4 separate regions of the Homo sapiens genome follow, and regions 2, 3 and 4 are each linked to region 1. The links are chromatin loops, found by intact Hi-C in ENCODE. Cell type or tissue: CD4-positive, alpha-beta T cell. All regions are shown on one strand.

The links. A loop is a pair of places that touch in the nucleus more often than their neighbours do. Peaks named below come from ENCODE experiments on the same cell type or tissue, not always from the same donor. Only the 100,000 strongest peaks of a DNase experiment are listed, where the experiment ranks them.
Region 2: a loop joins it to region 1, with 11 times the contacts of the local background. A loop is called at or near these places in 2 of 110 quality-filtered maps.
Region 3: it touches region 1 in a loop (5-fold over the local background); 12 of 110 quality-filtered maps call a loop at or near these places.
Region 4: it touches region 1 in a loop (7-fold over the local background); 5 of 110 quality-filtered maps call a loop at or near these places.

What each region holds. Positions count from the first base shown.
Region 1 is chr12:122,972,673-122,977,672 of GRCh38, reverse strand. OGFOD2 (2-oxoglutarate and iron dependent oxygenase domain containing 2) reads right to left here and starts at 2,429. Exons shown (of 7, transcript NM_001304833.2): 1 at 2,290-2,429; 2 at 1,806-1,862; 3 at 906-1,019; 4 at 703-802. The coding sequence starts at 2,421. It also overlaps a transcript of ABCB9 not described here. RefSeq lists an enhancer at 2,525-2,984. In CD4-positive, alpha-beta T cell, no CTCF peak of the experiment used is centred here; DNase peaks (open chromatin) are centred at 2,462 and 2,982; H3K4me3 peaks cover 2,439 bases; H3K27ac peaks cover 2,280 bases.
Region 2 is chr12:121,464,616-121,469,615 of GRCh38, reverse strand. The region is part of intron 12 of KDM2B (lysine demethylase 2B); the gene reads left to right. Among named protein-coding and RNA genes, the nearest start is that of MIR7107, 23 kb to the right of the region's middle. RefSeq lists silencers at 1,810-2,619, 2,900-2,949. In CD4-positive, alpha-beta T cell, no CTCF peak of the experiment used is centred here; DNase peaks (open chromatin) are centred at 2,145, 2,995 and 3,535; H3K4me3 peaks cover 2,093 bases; H3K27ac peaks cover 497 bases.
Region 3 is chr12:123,599,294-123,604,293 of GRCh38, reverse strand. DDX55 (DEAD-box helicase 55) reads right to left here and starts at 2,195. Exons shown (of 14, transcript NM_020936.3): 1 at 2,038-2,195. The coding sequence starts at 2,145. RefSeq lists an enhancer at 1,434-1,483 and a silencer at 1,724-1,833. In CD4-positive, alpha-beta T cell, CTCF peaks have their summits at 2,223 and 2,423; DNase peaks (open chromatin) are centred at 2,183 and 2,763; H3K4me3 peaks cover 2,136 bases; H3K27ac peaks cover 1,245 bases.
Region 4 is chr12:122,224,354-122,229,353 of GRCh38, reverse strand. DIABLO (diablo IAP-binding mitochondrial protein) reads left to right here and starts at 3,302. Exons shown (of 6, transcript NM_001371333.1): 1 at 3,302-3,389; 2 at 4,710-4,842. The coding sequence starts at 3,340. It overlaps LOC128125816, which reads left to right and starts at 2,790. Exons shown (of 1, transcript NM_001414998.1): 1 at 2,790-2,924. The coding sequence starts at 2,790. The coding sequence ends at 2,924. It overlaps LOC101593348 (a long non-coding RNA gene), which reads right to left and starts at 2,912. Exons shown (of 1, transcript NR_103497.1): 1 at 562-2,912. RefSeq lists enhancers at 1,325-2,156, 2,157-2,988, 2,938-3,232, 3,286-3,525, 3,536-3,585 and 1 more and a silencer at 2,856-2,995. In CD4-positive, alpha-beta T cell, no CTCF peak of the experiment used is centred here; DNase peaks (open chromatin) are centred at 1,753 and 3,103; H3K4me3 peaks cover 2,712 bases; H3K27ac peaks cover 1,953 bases.

The DNA of each region.
Region 1 (5,000 bases):
ATAGGAAACACTTTCCAAACACTACGTGCGGGCCCTGTGACAGGCACTCTATGCAGATTAACTCACTTGATCGTCGCAGTGCCTTAAGAGAGGGGGTTACTGTTGCTCCCATTTTACAGATGAGGAAACTGAATCAGAGGTTAAACAACACGCAAACCTCCCTTGCCCAGCATTTCCTGCTGGGTTTAGCCAATAAGTGAGCCCAGCAAGAAATCCGAAGAGAAGTGGGGCATTTTTTGCCCTACTTGGAGTTTGGCATGGCCGCAGGCCTCCGCCCAGAGCCACAACTCCAGGTGGTAACTGCTCCCTCCTGTTGCCAGCCCTGGGGGGCCGGGCTTTGCCATTCCTTACTGGTCCCTTTATCCTGCCCATACCTGTCTCAATGGTCCCTTTAAGATCTTGGATCAGCCCTGTTTGAGTGTGCCAGCTGTCCCACACATGACACAAATATCCACTATTTGCTGGATGAGGGCACGAAGGAAGGGTGAAGGAAAGAATGAAGATACCAGGCTCATGGCAGGTATTGAATGAATGAATGCGGATGTCCTGCTCCTGGCAGGTTGGTCCCACTGACCCTTCCAGCTCCTGCTGGTTTGGTTTTTGGAGGCAGAGATGGTGGCTGGAGGGACCCCAGCATCCCACACCCAGGTTTCCCAGGCTGCCATTCCCTGGTCCTGCCAGGTCTCAGGGCCAGGACCTCACCCGATACTGTCTCCAGCCGCTGGAGAAGGCCCTTGAGGTCTGCGTCTGGGGACACGCTGTACTCAGTCACGGCCAGGAACTCGGGGGCCAGAGCTGCATCCTGGGAGCAAAACACACCAGCTGTGGGGCAGGCAGCACCCCCAGCCCTGGATGCTACCTCCTCTTTCCAGTACCGGCCTTCAAGCACTCTGGCTGGCTGGTACCTGCAGTGAGTCGTAGACCTCAGGCCGTGCCGGGTGGTAGGAACTCGCGATGAGGGCTTTCCTAGCTGCTGACTCCTGCCCCAGCCGCTGCCGCCGCTCCACCTCCTGCTCAAGCTGGGGTGGCACAGGGTTGTTACCAGGTGGGGCCTCCCATCCTCCTGAGGCCACTGTACAGATGAAGAAACTGAAGCCCAGAACGCCAGACAGGGCCCAGGCTGGAAGCCAAGTCTAGCCTACACTCCTGAATCTATCTGGGTCAACTGCAAGTTCCAGACTGTTAGCTGAAAGGGACTTCTAGAAGGGGACCCATCCTGTTTCAGGCTGCCCCAACCTGAGCCTAGCTGGGATGAGAACCCCTAGATGTACCTCAACCATCTGGGCCCACACAGGGACAGGAGACAGTCATGGCCAAGTCCTGTGTTCCAGAGGTTGCTGAGGACTCTCCTGGGAAGCTTCCCACCACTGACTCCAGGGGAAGGAGGAGGAGGGAGTGGGGCAGCAGCCCTGGCAGCAGCCTGCGGGGTATATGGTAAGGTGTGAGGAGCCCAGGGGCCTGGAAGCTGTGGCTGGGATCACATCTGCTCCTGCTGTAAAAGCTTGGGCAAGGGATCCCTCTTTAAGCCTCAGCTTCTCAATCCAAAATGAGAGTGGTGCTTGTGCTTATCTCACAGAGCTGTTAAGAACGGCATGACTAGGCAACTTAGCAACTTAGCATTTCCCCTTCTCTCTCCTGGTGCCAAGACTCAGGTGTGGAGGGATGAGTGGGGGGCAGGAAGGAGGAAAGTGAGGGCCTAAGTGACCCTTCAGGGATCAGGGACTGAGGCTAGGCTCAAGCTGTGTCCTCAAGCTGCGGACACAAATCTAACGAGGAGGAGCTGTGCAGGGGCAGGGGACTGGTACCTCTGCTAACAGCTGCTGGAAGTCCTTGGCGCTAACACAGCCTCGGCTGCGCAGGATCTGGGAGCAGAAAGAACACTGAGCATGACTGTATGACCTGAGGAAATCCCTTCACTCTCTAAGCCTCAGTTTCCCCTGCTTAAAATGGGGAGAGGAGCCCCGACCTCAAAGGATCATGGAGAGAATGAACTGCGGAACCCTGTCAAGCTCAGGACAGGGCTCCGGGCTGGTGTTGCTGTGAGGCGGCAAGCTGAGCCCGGCCCTGTCCTAAGCACCCTACATGCTTGTTCATTCCTTCCTCACAATCTCACAGGGAGATACTATTACCCCTTTACGGTGAGAAAACCGAGGCAGAGAGAGGCCGTCATTCTTGTATTTGAAGATACGGTGCGCGGCGTGCGCAAAGCAAACGACCCTGGGGACGAACTTCCCTCCTCCACTACCCCTCTCTGCCCACTGCTCCGTAGGGACGACAGCGGCCACTCACCGGGCCGTAGTCCCGGCGCAGCTGCTGCTCGCCTCGGAAGCGCACGTGCAGCCCATAGCGCGCCACGTACAAGTTATCGGTGCAGAAGCAGGCGCAGCGGCAGAAGTGCCGCGGAGCCCCCACCGTCGCCATAGTGAAGCACCCACAGCCCTACCAGCTTCCGTAGAGAGACTTCGGGCACGCCCCCAACCGCGGGAGGCGCGGAACCAGCGGCCAAGGGGCCGCTCTAAGTTCCCAAGGGCGGAAAAGGACGAAGACGCACCTCGCCAGGAAACGGTCTGCGGAGAAAGATGCTCCTGGGCCGGGTTGGGACCGGCGGCCTCCTCGTTCCGCCTCCCAGTTTTCCCACTACGAGGCAGGGACTAATGGCTCCACTTTACAGACAGCTGAACTGGGTCGTGCCTTCACAGGACGGGGAGAGGAAGGGACTCGGAGCCCCAAGGCCTTTGACTTAAACGCCGACCCACCCCCCGCCGTCTGCCCGGAGCTCGTGGAGAACCAGCCGAGCTGAGGACAGTTTAAAGAGCTCGGAGGTCCGACTAGTTCCCGCTGGTGCTTCAATCATCCAGCCCTGTACGTTTCAGTTTGGATTTAGCATCTACCCCGGGTCCCTGCCTGGCGCTTCCGGTCCCTCCGCCACAGTCTGTTGGATTACCTCAGATTGCCCCAGTGAGTGTCTCCACCAAAACGCTCCGTCTCGCATTACTTCCGGTGGCGTTCCCAATGGACGCGGGAGGGCGGGGTCAGGTGTGGGAGGGCGACGGGGCGTGGTCTCACCGCAGCCAACAAATGACAACTCTTGCAGACCGAGCCTCTTCTCTCCCCGGACCTTTGCTCAGGAATCTACCAGCATTAAACCTTTGAGCTAGGTACTATTATATCACCGTCTTACAGATGAGGAAACTGAGACCCAGAGAGGCACAGGGACCCGCCGCAGGTCACACATCCAGTAAGGGGCAAATATGGCGTTTGAACCCTACAGAGTTCCCCAGTTAACCACCACAGGGCTTCTGGGAGTGGTGGAAGTATGTGGGATTTGGGGTTTTCTCGTGCAGAGCTGCCCGGCCCGAGAAGGTGTTTAACGTTTTACAGTCGTCTTGATTGCCCAGTGATAGTGAGAGGCCCTGCTATCTAGGAAAGGATCCATTTCCCCAGATCAATGTTCATTACCCGCCTAACTGCCCTTTTTCCCCAGGAGGCCCAGGGCAGGTCGGCTCCCCAGCCACCCACCAGGCAGGCCTGGCACATGCAGCACCCCACCCCACCCTCACCCCCTCTCCGTTTGCAGCAGTTTGCAAGATGAGTGTGTTGTACCTATCAGTTTATTTATTTGTTTATTTACTTTTTGAGATAGAGTTTCACCCAGGCTGGAGTGCAGTGGCGCGATCTCCGCTCACTGCAACCTCTGCCTCCCGGATTCAAGCAGTTTTCCTGCCTCAGCCTCCCGAATAGCTGGGATTATCGGCAGGCGCCACCACGCCCAGCTAATTTTTTTGTTTTTTGTTTGTTTGTTTGTTTGTTTTGAGACGGAGTCTTGCTCTGTCGCCCAGGCTGGAGTGCAGTGGCACGATCTCGGCTCACTGTAAGCTCTGCCTCCCGGGTTCACGCCATTCTCCTGGCTCAGCCTCCCGAGTAGCTGGGACTACAGGCGCCCGCCACCACACCCGGCTAATTTTTTATGTTTTTAGTAGAGACGGGGTTTCACCGTGTTAGCCAGGATGGTCTTGATCTCCTGACCTCGTGGTCCCCCTGCCTCGGCCTCCCAAAGTTTTTGTTTTTTTTTTTTTTTTTTTTTTTTTTTTTTTCTTTTTTTGAGACGGAGTCTCGCTCTGTCGCCCAGGCCGGACTGCGGACTGCAGTGGCGCAATCTCGGCTCACTGCAAGCTCCGCTTCCCGGGTTCACGCCATTCTCCTGCCTCAGCCTCCCGAGTAGCTGGGACTACAGGCGCCCGCCACCGCGCCCGGCTAATTTTTTGTATTTTTAGTAGAGACGGGGTTTCACCTTGTTAGCCAGGATGGTCTCGATCTCCTGACCTCATGATCCACCCGCCTCGGCCTCCCAAAGTGCTGGGATTACAGGCGTGAGCCACCGCGCCCGGCCTTGTATTTTTAGTAGAAACGGGATTTCGCCATGTTGGCCAGGCTGGTCTAGAACTGAGACCACTGCGCCTGGCCTGCTTATCAGTTTAGATTGGCCCTCTCCATGGACCCTCTCCTCCTTCCAGACACTCTGGGCTCAGTCACCGAAGGGAGCAGCAGCAAGAAGAATATTTACCAGCAAGTACTGAATCAACATGTGCTGCCAGCCAGCGCTGACATGTATCTTTGTTGACTGCTTAAGGTATTATTACCCCCATTTTACAGATAAGGAAAGTGAGGTGGGTACAGGAATCTGTCTAGAGTCATAAACCTAGTGAGTAGCAGACCAGAATTAGAACGCTCCAGAATTAGAGTATCTTGATTCCAGAGTCGTATGTATATGTGTATGTGAATATATGTATATGAATGTGCAATCATATGTATATGTCTGTATATGTGTATATTTACACATACTTTAAAAATTGACATAGAGGCCAGGTGTGGTGGCTCACGCCTGTAATCCTAGCACTTTGGGAGGCTGAGGCCAGCGGATTACCTGAGGTCAGGAGTTCGAGACCAGCCTGGGCAACATGGTGAAACCCCGTCTCTACTAAAAATATAACAAAATTATC
Region 2 (5,000 bases), 1.5 Mb after region 1:
GATGGAGTCTCGCTCTGTCGCCCAGGCTGGAGTGCAGTGGCACAATCTTGGCCCACTGCAACCTCTGCCTCCCAGGTTTAAGTGATTCTCCTGCCTCAGCACCCCCACGTAGCTGGGATTACAGGTGCGCACCACCACACCGAGCTAATTTTTGTATTTTTAGTAGACACTGGGTTTCACCATGTTGGCCAGGCTGGTCTTGAATTCTTGACCTCAGGTGATTCACCCTCCTCAGCCTCCCAAAAGTGCTGGGATTACAGGCGTGAGCCACCGCGCCCAGCCATCAAGGTAGCTTTTAAAAAGCTGAGACCTTTGGGAATGGAGTGATGTGGGGTGGGGTGGGGGGGTTAGGGTGTATTCTTTTGCTTGTTGTTTCTGTTGCAACTTTGAGAAGATTCTGAAAAATAAGAGGGGAGTGATGGCCGGGCATGGTGGCTCATGCCTGTAATCCCAGCACTTTGGGAGGCTGAGGTGGGTGGATCACTTGAGGCTAGGAGCTCCAGACCAGCCTGGCCAACATGGTGAGACCCCCCTCTTTACTAAAAATACAAAAATTAGCTGGGCGTGGTAGCGCCCACCTGTAATCCCAGCTACTCTGGAGGCTGAGGCACACGAATCGATTGAACCCAGGAGGTGGAGGTTGCAGTGAGCCGAGATCCACTGCACTCCAGCCTGGGCGACAGAGTGAGAGTCTGTCTCAAAAAAAGGAGAGTAAGGAAGGAAACTCAGAACAGATACGTTTCGGCAAAGAGCAAGTCGACTGGGATTTTTTCTATAGTGGGTGTGTAAATTTCAGACTTTAAAATCCACTCAGTAAAACTGACATCCCTGCTTATTCACTTTTGCCGACTCTGCTAGAAGCCTCCTGAGTTTTGTTTACAAGGTCTCCGGCACACAGCCTGCCTTCTTTGAAAGGCCAGGCCAGGACCAGCCTGCCCATCCCTTCTGTTCTCACTGGATTTCGTGGCCAGTGGCCTGGACGTGACTAACAGATGGCCATTGCAGAGCTGATCACCTGATTTCATGGCTTATTCTTGGGAAAGCCTCTGATCTTTTTACAGAAGGTTATCCATCCCTTGGTAAATCCTTCCCCTTGTATAGATGGAGAAACTGAACAGGTACAGGTGTGCATATTTAGTGTTACCTTGGACAGGTGGATGATATGTATGCCAAGTCCTCCTTAGCTTGTGTTTAGCTTTGGTTTTGATGCTTATAACAGCTTTGGTCGTTCTAGCTCATGGTCATGAGCTCTTTCAGAGAGGCTGCTGGCTTAAGTGCCCGATAGACTTTTTTTTTGAATGAATGAAGATCTATCTGGATTTCTAGCAACACTTTTCTTCAGGAGTGGGCTGCAGCTGGAGTGAGCACTAGGAACCTTTGCAGCTTAAGAATTCAGAAACCCACACCTCCCCAGCCAGCCTAAGGGGCAGCCAGTCTCCTAGGAGAGCTGGGTTCTGGCCTGCGACGTCCTCCACCTTTCGGAGGTCAACTCAGAAGGCGGTACCTGTCCAAGGGAGGGGGCGCCCACCTCAGGGTAGAGTCAGGGCGTTCTGACAGCCCCCGTCAGGCGACTCGAGTGGAACTCCCGCCTGCACTACTTGACCCTGCAAAGGCGAACCCGAGTGCCGGAGGTGCAGCGCCAGGAGGCCGGCCCAGCCCAACCGCCCGCGTCGGGGGAGACTGGGCTCTCAGAGCTTATCCAGGCCAGCGGTCCTGCAGGCTCTGGGTCGGGGGTTCCCGGGTTCGTGCGCTTCAGGTCCTGGTCCTGCAGCGAGTGCAAACCCGGCAGCCCGTGTGCCTGCTGCAAGGGACCTGGGGACCCGCTCCTGGCGTCGGGTGCAGAGTCGTCCCCCACGGCCCGGGCGCCCCCGGGCTTCCGCGAGACGCCCCACGGGACCACACAAAGGACCCCACCCCAGGCCGGGCGCGCATTTCCTGTTGCAGCGGTGGCGGCGTGCAGCCACCCATGTGCATCCCGCGGCGCGCGGGCCAGGCCGGGCCGGGCGGGGCGCGGGGCACGCCCCCACGCAGCCCCAGTCCCCGCGCTCCGGCCGCGAGGGACCGCCCTCGGCGGCCCGCCCCCGTGTCACCGCAGGCCGGGCTCCCTTTGTGTGCGGCCCCAGCGCCGCGGCCGCGCCATTGGCCCGCCCGCCCGGGGGGCCAGCCCCTTCCTGGCTCGCCTCATGCATATGCATGGCGCCCCGGCCCTCCCCCGCCGGCCCCTCCCCGCCCCCTCCAGCGCGGGCGTGCGAGGCGCGCGGCGCGGCTCCCTCCTCGCGGCAGCGGGAGCCCGAGCCCGAGCCCGAGCCCGAGCCAGGGCGAGCCGAGCCTGCTCCGGGCGGGCGGCGGCGGCGGCGCCGCTCCAGCCATGTCAGCGCGCGCGAGCCTGGGCCCACCATGAGCCATGGCCATGTCCGTGAGCGCCGAGGACGACGACTATGAATCGGAGCCGGACCAGGTCGGCGGCCCGGGGTGGGGCTGAGGGAGGGACCCGCCGCACGACCTCCCGACCGCCTGTCTGACGCGCCGAGGGCGGCCGCGACGCCGCCGCCGCCGCGATGAGGAGAAAGTTTTGCTGCCGCTGCCGGCGGGGCGGCCGGGGCCGGGCCCGAGCGGGGCGTAGAGGAGCGCGGCAGGCCCGCAGCCGGCCCGGGCAGGGGGCGTGTGCGGCCGAGCGAGCGCACTGGGGGCCATCGGGCACCGCGGGGACAATGTGGGCCGCCGGGCCTCGCCGTCGGGCGGGCCTGCCGGGCGCCGGCCACGGCCCGGGGCAAGTTGCCGGCGGCCGCGGGGCGCGCCGCGCCCTCCCCCGGCGCCCTCGCCCGCGGCCCACGCGCGTGCCGGCTGCCCCGGGAGCACCCGGACCCCGCGGGCGCCGGCACCTCCTGCCTCTGCGTTCGCAAAGTTGTGCCAGGACCCTCGGCTTCGGGGCTGGAGCGCTCCCGGGGCCCGTGGGCCCGACGGCCCGAGCTTTTGTCTGGGCGCCGCGCGCCCGCCGCCCGCCGTGGGCAGACGGAGACAGGAAGGGGTGCGAGCCGCGGGCCGGCGCGGGCCACCCGGAACCCGGGCGAATCCGCACGGCGGCAGCGGCGGCGGCGGCGGAGGAAGCCGCGACCCCAGATGGCAGGAGTTGGCCTCGGTGGATTCAGAAGGAAAAGCAACCTCTCTCGGGACCAGGGGGAGAAATCTGTGTGTAAAACAAAGCCCTGGGTGTGTTTACGGCGTGAATTTACTCCGGGAAGGTTCGTGTTTAGGAAGAAGGCGAAAAAAGTTGAGGTTTTACGAAGTATAATCTGCAAAATAATACTTGGAACAGGACGCAGGCCAGGTAGACCTGTCCGAGGAATTAAGAATGGGATGGATTGAGTTAGCATGTGGCATTGGACGGACTTGGGTGCATAAAACGCTTATTTATAATCCTGGTGGGATAAAGGTGTTGTGGAATGACCCAGCCAAAATGTGGTAACTTTTTTTTTTTTTCATCATTAGGTGCAATTGAGGAAGTGCTCTATAGGCTGCGCTTAAATCGTATTATACGTAGTATTAAGTGGTTTTACCTAACAGGCAGTTGATTTTTATTTTCTCAGCTTTGTTGGAGAATTTTCAGGCACGTGTGCGTTTTGAGGTGTTAGGAATCTCACGGCTCTTTCGGATTGGATTAACCCAGGGACGATTCAAGTGCTTTTGGCTTGAACTTTTATTAAGTCAGTAGCCCTACGTGTGAATGGCTCTCAAAGTCTTGTTCCATAGATCACACTTCAATTCCTGCTTTGAACATTTTCATTTCAGTTTGGAGTCTACTTAATCCTGCGACAGTTTGCCATTTCTGGGGCATTTGGTCATTCATTCGTAGGATGTCAGTATTCTGTGTCAGCTGGGCTTTGATGTCTCCACTGAGCTTTGGTGTTTCAGGATTGGGGTTCCTGTTAGCTGATTTTTGTTTGTTTTTTAAATTTGGTCATACCCTATGGCCTGTAGATACAATCTTTGACACTGCAAGACTTATTGTGTCTCTGGGCTTAAAAACATGTTTTCGGGTCCTGCCACTCCTGAGAGAAACTTCTGTTAAGAGAGGACCTGTAGGCCGTGCGCGGTGGCTCACACCTGTAATCCCAGCACTTTGGGAGGCCAACGCGGGTGGATCACTTGAGCTCAGGAGTTCGAGACCAGCCTGGCCAACATGGTGAAACCCTGTCTCTACTAAAAATACAAAAGTGAGCCCGGCGTGGTGGCCGGTGCCTTTAATCCCAGCTAATCAGGAGGCTGAGGCAGGAGAATCGCTTGAACCCAGGAGGCGGAGGTTGCGGTTGCAATGAGCCGAGATCGTGCCACTGCACTCCAGCCTGAGCGACGAGAGTGAGACTCTGTCTCAAAAAAACAAAAACAAAAACAAAAACAAACAAACCTGTATTCACTGTAGCCAAATTTTTTCTTCCTCCTTCTCACATTGGTCAAGCCGATTGTGGCACTTGTGGAGTCCTTAGCAACGACTTGAGGTTGTATTGTTAACTTTAAGATGATTTTTTTTTCCCACTCAGTGCACTGAGGGAGACGACATCTAAGCCAGGGCAGTGGGGGGCAGGCTTGTCTCGTAGTCCCAACAGAGAAGGTGTTTGTCAGCTAAGGTACCCCGTAGTTGGGGGACACTCTCCTTGCCTCCCTGCATGCTTTCCTCAACAGTTTTCTCAGCCTGAGCCTGAGAAGAGTGGCTTCCTCTGAGGACCTCGAAAGCATTTGCATCTTCCAAAGCACAGCGAGGGTCTCTGGAGTCTCCAGCTTGCAGGCTCCAGACCCAGCTCTTCTCGAAGTTTCTCTGTACCTCTGTCCCACCCTGCTGAATGGGTTTGGCACCAAAGGAGAAGATCCTTCATGAGGAGAGGTTGCCAAGTCCTGGAGTGTGGATGAACAAGTAGACTTGCCCACCTGCTGGATGAAAGGACCCGTCGGAGGGAGGCCCTGGTGGGAGGCTGCTGCTGCCCCGTCCATCTCTGTAGTTGGTG
Region 3 (5,000 bases), 630 kb before region 1:
TAGGATTACAGGCGTGAGCCACCGTGCCCGGCCATTATTTATTTTAATTTCGAAGATGCGGGTCTCACTATGTTGCTCAGGCTGGTCTTGAACTCCTGGGCTCAAGGGATCCTCCCACCTCAGCCTTCCAAACAAATGGTACTACAGGCGGGTGCCACTGTACCCAGCTCAGTGTTTAAAAACAGGACTCTTGTGGTCAGGCGCAGTGGCTCACTCCTGTAATCCCAGCACTTTGGGAGGCCAAGGCGGGCGTACCTGAGGTCAGGAGTTCAAGACCAGTCTGGCCAACATGGCGAAATCCCGTCTCTACTAAAAACACAAAAATTAGCCAGGCGTGGTGGTGTATGCCTGTAACCCCAGCTACTTGGAAGGCTGAGATGGGAGAATAGCTTGAACCCGGGAGGCAGAAGTTGCAGTGAGCCGAGATCGTGTCATTGCACTCCAACCTGGGCAACAGAGAAAGATTCCGTCTCAAAAAAGTTAAAAACAAACAAACAAACAAAAAACAAAAAAAAGAACTCTTGACTTTCCCTCTGAAACCTGATACGCACGCCAGTCATTCTTGGGAAATGGTAACACCATTCACTCAGCTACTAATAAAAATCAGCCGGGTGCGGTAGCTCAGCCTGTAATCCCAGCACTTTGGGAGGCCAAGGCGGGTGGATCAGGAGGTCAGGAGTTCAAGACCAACCTGGCCGAGATGGTGAAACCCCGTATCTACTAAAAATACAAAAAATTAGCCGGGCATGGTGGCAGGCACCTGTGATCTCAGCTACTTGGGAGGTTCAGGCAGAGAATTGCTTGAACCCAGGAGGCGGAGGTTGCAGTGAGCCGAGATCGCGCCACTGCACTCCAGCCTGGGCAACAGAGCGAGACTCCATCTCAAAAAAAAAAAAAAAAAGAATAAAAACCTCAGGTCCTGTAGTCTTTTCTTTCCTAACCTCCACTTCCAGTCCCTTAGCAACCTTAAAGCTATCCCAAATGTGACTTCTCAGTATCCACTGGTTCCACCCTACTCCAAGTCACCATCATCTCTTACCTGACAATGGCCTCCTAAGCGACCTGCCTGCTTCATCTCTTATGCCTGGAAAGGCCACTCTCTACAGAGAAATCACAGCCCTTCCCTTCCTAAACATCCTCCCAGATAAGATGGCTTCCCACTACATTTAGAATGAAATCCAAGCGCCTACAAGACCCTGCACAATCCATCTCTTACACTACTCTTGATGTTCAGCCACAAAGGCCTCCTTTCTGCTGCTCAAACTATTTGCAGCCTGCCGCAGGGCATTTATGTGCACTGGTATTTCTCTCCAGTGGAATAATCTCCCCCTAGTCACCTCAGAGCCAGCTCCTTCTCAATCACTGAGGTCTCAGCTCAATGCACCTCCTCAGAGAGGCCTTCCTTAACACCCTATCTCACCTCCTCTGCAGTCCTCGCGCGACACTATCACAACCGTCTTAGTTCTTTCATAACACTTACCAGCAGCTGAAATTATCCTTTCTCTAGCTCTTGCACTAGAAAGTAAGGCTATGAGCAGATGCCAATACTGCAAACTCCCCAGAGCCTAGAAGAGTTCCTGACACATAGCAGGTCCTCAAGAAATATTCTTGAAGAGATGCATAACAACGGTAACCCTTACTGAGCTCCCATAGTGTGCCGACTGGTTTATTTAGTCCCCACAGCAACCCCATAAGGAGGGTGTTATTTTTTCGTCATTTCACAGAGAAGGAAAATGAAGCACGGAGAGGTTAAGCCATTTGCCCGAGGTCTCACAGCTACAGCGAGCAGGGCCAGGATGAGAACCAGGCTTGAGACCACAGCACCCGAGGGCGGGGTGGGTCGCGGCCCCTCTGCCGGCTCGCTGGCCGGGCAGCTCCGCATTCCGCCAGTCTGGGCAGCTGGAGACAAGGCAAGAGCCCCAGCTGGAGGGATGAGCGCCCCAGGGCTCAGATCTGTCCGATCACCTCCTGTGGGTCCGATGCAGCGGGTGCCTGCCCCTCTCCCAGCCTCACTCCCCCACGCCAGGGAACCGATACCTGCACCGGCGTCATGTACGGGAAGCCCAGCTCCCGCAGCGCGCCCAGCACCTGCGGGTGCAGCGGCACAGGCAGCGACTCCCAGGAGCCCTCTGTCACATGCTCCATGGCGCGCTCCTTCGCCGCGTCGGTCGCCGCTGCTCGAACGCGCCTTGTGCACCCCCAACGAGCACTTCCGCTTCCCGCAGCTCCAGCGGCCGGCCGGGAACTTCGCTGGAGCAGCAGAGTTCCGGAGCGCGGCGAAGGCTCCCACGCCGCGGGAGGGAGGAAAGGCGTCCGCGGGACGGTGGAGGCAGGCGGCGGGGCAGGCCTGGGGAGTTACACCCGCTCCGCACAGCGCCCTGGGCTCCGGGCGCCTCTCCGCACCGGGCAGGAGTTTTGGCGGGAGGGATTCTGGCCCGGCCCTCCCACTTTCTCTGCCCCTCGGAGGCAGGTGGCAGCACAGGACCGCGTCCAGGCCGAAGGACAGCGGGGCTGGCTACCGTGGGCAGAGAAACGTGTCGGGGACCCGGGTTAGCAGCCCTGCAAAACAGGCACCCGCTGATGGCCGGTACGTCCTGAATGTTGCGGTCCGATGGCCGGTACGTCCTGAATGTTGGTTTACTTTCCCGGAAGTTAGGGTCAGAGTCCTAACTAAGAACACTGTCCCATTCCTCTGTTCACTGTTTGCCTGGGCCATTCATGTCCACATACAACTTCACTCAGAAAGCTGTTTTTGTTGTTGTTGTTGTTGTTGTTGTTGTTTGAGACGGAGTCTCGCTCTGTTGCCCAGGCTGGAGGCTGGGCGCTATAACGGTTCACTGCAAGCTCCGCCTCCCGGGTTCACGCCCTTCTCCTGCCTCAGCCTCCCGAGTACCTGGGACTGCAGGCGCCCTCCACCACGCCCGGCTAATTTTTTGTATTTTTAGTAGAGACGGGGTTTCACCGTGTTAGCCAGGATGGTCTCGATTTCCTGACCTCGTGATCCGCCCGCCTCGGCCTCCCAAAGTGCTGGGATTACAGGCGTGAGCCACCGCGCCCGGCCTTCACTCAGCAAACTTTTATTGACCACTCATTATGTGCCCTCTATGAGGGCCTATCTCCTCCACCTATGTGCATGGCTTGCTCCTGTTGAGGCTCTGAAAACGAAACCCCAAAATGAAGGCCCCAGAGGCAGCCTCAGAAGCAAGTTTCTCTCTGACCTTCTGCTCCCTCTCTGATCTCTGATTCTCTGAGGCTAGCCATAGAAACTCAAGAATCCCTCTTGCCCATGACGGAGCATAGAAACAGGAATCCCTTTTCTCCACAGTCAGCCATAAAACCTAAAAATATTACTCTCTCTCCACCTTTCTGTGAAAAAACTGGCCATAAAGAAATTATTGGCCTGGCACGGTGGCTCACGCCTGTAATCTCACCACTTTGGGAGGCCAAAGCGGGCAGATCTCAAGGTCAGGAGTTCGAGACCAGCCTGGCCAATATGGTGAAACCCCGTCTCTACTAAAAATACAGAAATTAGCCAGGCGTGGTGGCGCATGCCTGTAGTCCCAGCTACTCAGGAGCCTGAGGCAGAAGAATCGCTTGAACCAGGGAGGTGGAGGTTGCGCCACTGCACTCCAGCGTGGGTGACAAAGCGAGACTCAGTCTCAAAAAAAAAAAGAAAAAGAAATTATCTGGGCTAGGTGCGGTGGCTCATGCCTGTAATCCCAGCACTTTGGGAGGCTGAGGCAGGCGGATCACCTAAGGTAAGGAGTTTGAGACCAGCCTGGCCAACGTAGTGAAACCCTGTCTACTAAAAATACAAAAAATTAGCCAGGTGTGGTGGCAGGTGCCTGCAGCTACTCCGGAGGCTGAGCTACAAGCATCGCTTGAACCTGAGAAGTGGAGGCTGCAGTAATCCTAGATCGCACCATTGCATTCCAGCCTGGGCGACAGAGTGAGACTCAGTCTCAAAAAACAAACAAACAAACAAACAAACAAACAAAAAAAGGCCAGACGTGGTGGCTCACACCTGTAATCCTAGCACTTTTGGAGGCCAAGGCGGGCAGATTGCCTGAGCTCAGGAGTTCGAGACCAGACGGTGAAATCCCGTCTCTACTAAAAATACAAAAAAAAATTAGCCAGATGTGGCAGCGTGCGCCTGTATTCCCAGCTACTTGGGAGGCTGAGGCAGGAGAATTGCTTGAACCCGGGAGGCGGAGGCTGCAGTGAGCCAAGATCGCGCCACCGCACTCCACCCTGGGTGACAGAGAGAGACTGTCTCCAAAAAAAAAAAAAATGTATCTGACCTCCTTTGTTTTGCTGGTAGGTTGTAAGACCCCATTCCAGGAAGGGTTCTTTCCCCTATCCAGAAGGAAAGAATCCAGACAGGCCTCGCTGGGCTTCCCCACTCAGTCTATGAGCATTAGATCATGCCCTTCTTGTCCAGTCCTATTTCTACTCAGCTGTGCATATTTTGTTGAGCCTAAGCATAAAAATAGTTTTCCCTGTAACTTTGGGTCTTAATTCTGAAGGTTCCTTTGTCATGTAAAAGCATGACCGAATAAATTTGTATCACTTTCCTCCTATTAATCTGCCTATTTTCAGTTGAATTTTTAGAGAAACCTGAGAGCAAAGGGGAAGTTTTCCCTTACACTCCCTTACATTCCACTTGGACTTTTGAAATCAACTTCTGTTACCTTCCTTTCTGTATCACTGAAACTCCTACCTTGATTTATGTTCCCTTCTTAGCATTTACCATTATCTCTTTCTCGCCACACACACACAAACACACACACACACACACAAAACTTATTAGGTTCATCTCTGCCACCAAAATGTAAAACCCACACTAATAGGGTCTTTTCTCTATCTTCTTTATCCCAAGGACTATCACTGTAGCACACAGCAATCACTCAAATATTTGTGGGATTGATAAATGGGAATACAACTCATGCAGACTGCAGTCATCTCAAATTAAGTAAAAGACAACAGCCTGAAGCCACATT
Region 4 (5,000 bases), 750 kb after region 1:
TTGGTCGGTCTTGTTCTCAGTTGTACACTAAAGACCAGCCTGTCACCAGGAGGAAGTGTTTGTATTGAGCAGAGTTTAATTCAAGAAGAAATTATTTTTTTGAGATGAGGTCTTATTCTGTTGCCCAGGCTGGAGTGCAGTGGCACAATCATAGCTCACCACAGCCTTGAACTTCTGGGCTCAAGCAGTCCTCCTGCCTCAGTCTCACGAGTAGCTGGGACTATAGCAAAGCACCACCACACCCAGCAATTTTTTTTTCTTCCTTTTAGAGACAGGGTCTTTGTTGCTCAAACTCCTGGCCTCAAGAGAAATAATTCTTTTTTTCTTTTTCATTAAATTTATTATCTTTTTAATTTTCTGTTGGCTAGGGTGGTCTCGAACTCCTAGCTTTAAGCAGCCCTCCTGCCTCAGCCCCACAAAGTGTTGGGATTATGGGTGTGAGTCACCACACCAGCTGAAATACTCTTTTTAAAATATCAAAATGAACTGGATGTCTAAAGCAGACAGTAAGAGGGACTATGATAAAGATGGTGAGGCAAAAAAATGCAGACATCACATAGATGATCTTCTTTAGACTGAATTTATTGTAGACTGTGATATATTCAGTCGTGGTTTAATGATGACATCCTATAGAAAATAGAGGATACCTTTTTTGTCAGACAACAGAAGAAAAAGGCAATTATTTAAAATTTCTCAGATTCTTTTATTTCTAAATGGATTAGTGTGAATTTCAAGCCACATAGTGTTTCTTTGCTTAAGTTCCTCCGTTGCTGTAAAACACCCAAAATCAGGCGGTAACAAGGGGCCGCAAAGGCTAGAACACTTAACTGCCTGGAGACATCCATTTGAAGGATGTGAGGGTTAAAAGGGAACAGAATCAGGCCTATTTTTAATAGCCTGTCTGTTTCATCCATTATTTTGGTGTGGAGGAGGGTATAAATCTCAGCTGTACTCCGTTGCCACTAGGTAGGACACGGAAGATGACCAGTTCTCTGGGGGAGTAATTACTACTCACTGGCTTCCTGAGCAGCTTGATAATGTTCTGCTCCTGTTTTCAGCCTCACTGTGGCCAAGGCAATAATTTGATAATAAGAGATCCTGATTAAATTAAGGAGCCATTTGCTTCTGGATGATGATGTTGATAAAAGGGTTGATGTCCACACTGCCTGCTCTTTTCAAAGGTCAGAAAACAGTCTTGAACTAAAAACTACGGCAACGAGCAAAATAATCAGAAGCAGCATAGTTTATGCTTTCGTTTCCTTTGTTGTTGCATCTGGGAAAGTGTCTGTTCTTTGCAGAAATCCTCACTGGCTCCTTTTGCCTCACATTGTGAGGAGGTGAAATTGGAAGTGTCACATTGGGAAAGTATCTGTATAATGAGTCTGTAAGCTGCAAAACTCTTTGTAAATCGGAATCAAGCACTCAGGAGATCTCGGTCACTTAAGCTTGGTTCTCACACCCGTGCATGCTTGCACTTGCATGTTTTTTAAGACAACAGCTTTTGCTTTAGTAGTTGGGCGGTCGCAAGTGAACACTGTCCAGTGGTTCTTCTGGTGCCCAGACTCGGAGGAGATGGGACTGCTCTCAATGTGTTTGTTAGAAACGAAACTGTTCGCACTATAACCCCATAACCCCTTACAATGTTCAGAAAAAAACAAGAAGGGGCTTGAAATACCCACTAGTGTGCCGCCTGCTCAGCCCATCTGGGTCTGTGAAACCACATCTGAGCCCTGTGGGCTGTGGTGGCGACACAGGCAGAGGGCGGGCAGGGTTGCCAGCGCCCCGCCTGGGCTAGGAACGCCTGTGCGCAGCTCCCTGAGAGCTCGGGGACCACGCGGAGGTTGTAATTGGTCTCTAGACCACACCTAGTTGTTGAGTGCCGCTGCTTGAAAATCTCAGTTCTGCCGAGATCGCAGAATACACACAAGCTACCTTTGGGCACCAGAGCAGACAGAACCGCGGAGCTTCAGGGTGGAAGATTCGTGGAAACTTTGCCAAGTAAGTGAGGTGGGGAGAGAAGGAAGCCAGTGCCTGACACTGTGGGGAGTGGCTGGGCAAAGCAGCATTGGAGGTGTTGTAGGGTTCCTACTGTCTGATGAGCTGGTGTGGGGTTCTTACTGTCTGATGTCGTCTCTGGTGGAAGTTAGCAGGGCTGGGGCAGATGCACAGAGCACGGTGGCGGGGGTGAGCCCAGGATCGGATTGATGCCCACCCACCACCTGGCACCCTGCAGTCCCAGCTGGCCAGAAGGCAAGCATGCTGGACCACAAAGCAAAGATCCTCCAGCTCTGCTGCTGGCAAGCCTTGGGGCCAGGGGACTCACAGAAGAGCAGGTTTGGGCCTGTGCCTTCCTCCTGCCCAAATGGGTCTCTCTCCCCTTCCCCTTCCAGCCAGGGCCGCAGCTGGGGCTGCAGCTTGAGTGACGGGAAAAGAAAGGTTTACTCCACCAGCGCATTAGCGGCACTCACAGCATTAAAAATGCAGGAGGTGGTGGGAGGAGCGGGCCAGGGAGGAAAACTCATGCAGCTGCGGGGCGCGGGGAAGAGCCGGGCTTCTGCCTCCTCAGCCCGGATCAGAGCCGAAGAACGAGGGCAGTTTGGGTTGAGAAGGATTCTCCAGTGTAACCGAGAAGCGAGCGTCCAGGAGGCTGTTGGGGAGGTCGGCACTGTGGGCTTCCTGGCCTTCGTTTGCTGTTTCGAGGGCCAGGACCTCGTGTGTTCCCGTCCGCCCCTCTGGGACGGCGCCAGCCCGGCAGGCCGCCGACCGTCCTGGGGCTCCCGCGCAGCGCGATGCCGGCCTCGTCCACCGTCCACGTGCTGCAGCTGCTGCGGGAGCTGCTCGCCTTCGTGCTCCTCAGCTACACGGTGCTCATCGGGGCGCTGCTGCTGGCCGGCTGGACCACTTACTTCCTGGTGCTGAAGTGACAGCGCCGTCGCCGCGCCCGGCCCCGCCTCCCGCCCGGCCCCGCCTCCCGCCCGGCCCCGCCTCCCTAACTCACCAGGAAATTCCCTTCAAGCCCTGGCCCGAACTGAGTCCCCGCCCACCCGCCAGCGTCACGGCGCCCGACTCAGCTCCGCGCCGGACCCACCTCCGCGCCCTCAGGCCCTGCATATGCCCCGCCCCGCGCGGAAGTTCCGGCGGTTGGTTGCCTTGCGCGGCCGTTACAGCCTTTGCCCTAAGCCTCGCCCCCTTTCCCCCTGCCTGCCCAATCCCGACTGCTTCCTTGGGTGGGGGCGTGGCTATGGGGCGAGGCGCTCTCAGGTGGAGGCCGTGCCCCGCTCCGCGCTCACGAAGCTGCGTCACTTCCGGCGTGTGCGTCTGGCGTCCGCGCGCTGCACAATGGCGGCTCTGAAGAGTTGGCTGTCGCGCAGCGTAACTTCATTCTTCAGGTACCGCTGCGGCCGCGTAGAGGGGACAGGACCAGAGGGAGGGACCGACGCGGACAGCGCTGTGGCCCGGCCCACGGCGCCCGCCTTCCTTACGCGCTCATCTCTCGTCCGCCCAGCTGGGTCGCGGCGTCTCGCTCCGGTCGGGAGGACTGAGGACAGCCCCGCCTCCGCCCCCTGGGTCAAGCCCGGCTTCCTTTTCAGTTCGTCCATCTTCTAGAAACGAGTCCCCGAGACCCCGGGCTGCCTTCTTGGGGCTGCTCCGCCTCCTGACCAGCCCTCGTCAGCCACTCGAAGTCCCTGAGGAGACGTGGAGAGGAGGAGGGACACGGCATGGGGGGAGTCCGGGAAGGGAGACGAGCGTCTGAAGACGTCCTCCCGAGGGCAGAAGGGGCCGGGGGAGCTGGCGCAGGGCTCTCTACCTAGCGCTGCAGGCTCCTGGGCGATTGTAGCGGGACCGTCACACACAACTGGCACCCAGGCCAGGGGTCCAGAGCTAAATTCTGCCTGCAGGAGCGGTTATTGTGGCATCCGTTTCTAAAAAGTTTAAAGGCAACATTTTATTTTATTTTAATTTTTTTGAGACAAGATCTGCCTCTGTCGCCCAGGCTGGAGTGCAGTGGCGAGATCTCAGCTCACTGCAACCTGTGCCTCCCGGCTTCAAGCGATTCTCAGCCTCAGCCTCCCGAGTAGCTGGGATTGCAGGCGCCCGCCACCACGCCCGGCTAATTTTTTTTTTTCTTTTTGTTTTGTTTGAGACTCAGTCTCGCTCTGTTGCCCAGGCTGAAGTGCAGTGGGGCGCTCTCGGCTCACTGCAACCTCTGCCTCCCAGGTTCAAGCGATTCTCCTGCCTCAGCCTCCCGAGTAGCTGGGATTACAGGAGCGTGCCACCACTCCGGGCTAATTTTTGTGTTTTAAGTAGAGATGGGGTTTCACCATGTTGGTCAGGCAGATTTCGAATTCCTGACCTCAAGTGATCCACCCGCCTCGGCCTTTATTTACTTATTTTTTTTTAATAGACACGGGGTCATGTTGCCAGCCATGTTGCCCAGGCTGGTCGTGAACTCCTGGGCTCAAGTGATCCTCCCGCCTTGCCCTTGGCCTTCCAAGTGCTAGGATTACAGGCGTGAGCCACCAACACCCTGCCTGAGGCAACATTTTAAACTTGGTGTATGTTGAAAATTTCAAAACCCCTCAGCTGTCCTGCATCCTCATTTAGGTTCCTGCTTGGCTCGAGTTTGAGTTTACAGCCCCTGCAAGTAAATCCAAGAGCCTGTTACAGATTGGCGGTCGTGCCTTATGAAATCTGACTTCTACTTCCAGGTACAGACAGTGTTTGTGTGTTCCTGTTGTGGCTAACTTTAAGAAGCGGTGTTTCTCAGAATTGATAAGACCATGGCACAAAACTGTGACGATTGGCTTTGGAGTAACCCTGTGTGCGGTTCCTATTGCACAGGTACTGTCGTGTGCAGTGATTCTTATCTAGTGTACCGTGTCCTCTTGAAGTCTCAAGTGGGCGGTGAAGCATTAGACAAGCTACCATAGTTTTTCCCAGTGCTCCCATCCCTTCCCCCACAGTACCGGCATCTTTTCACAGTTGAGCAGATATATTAA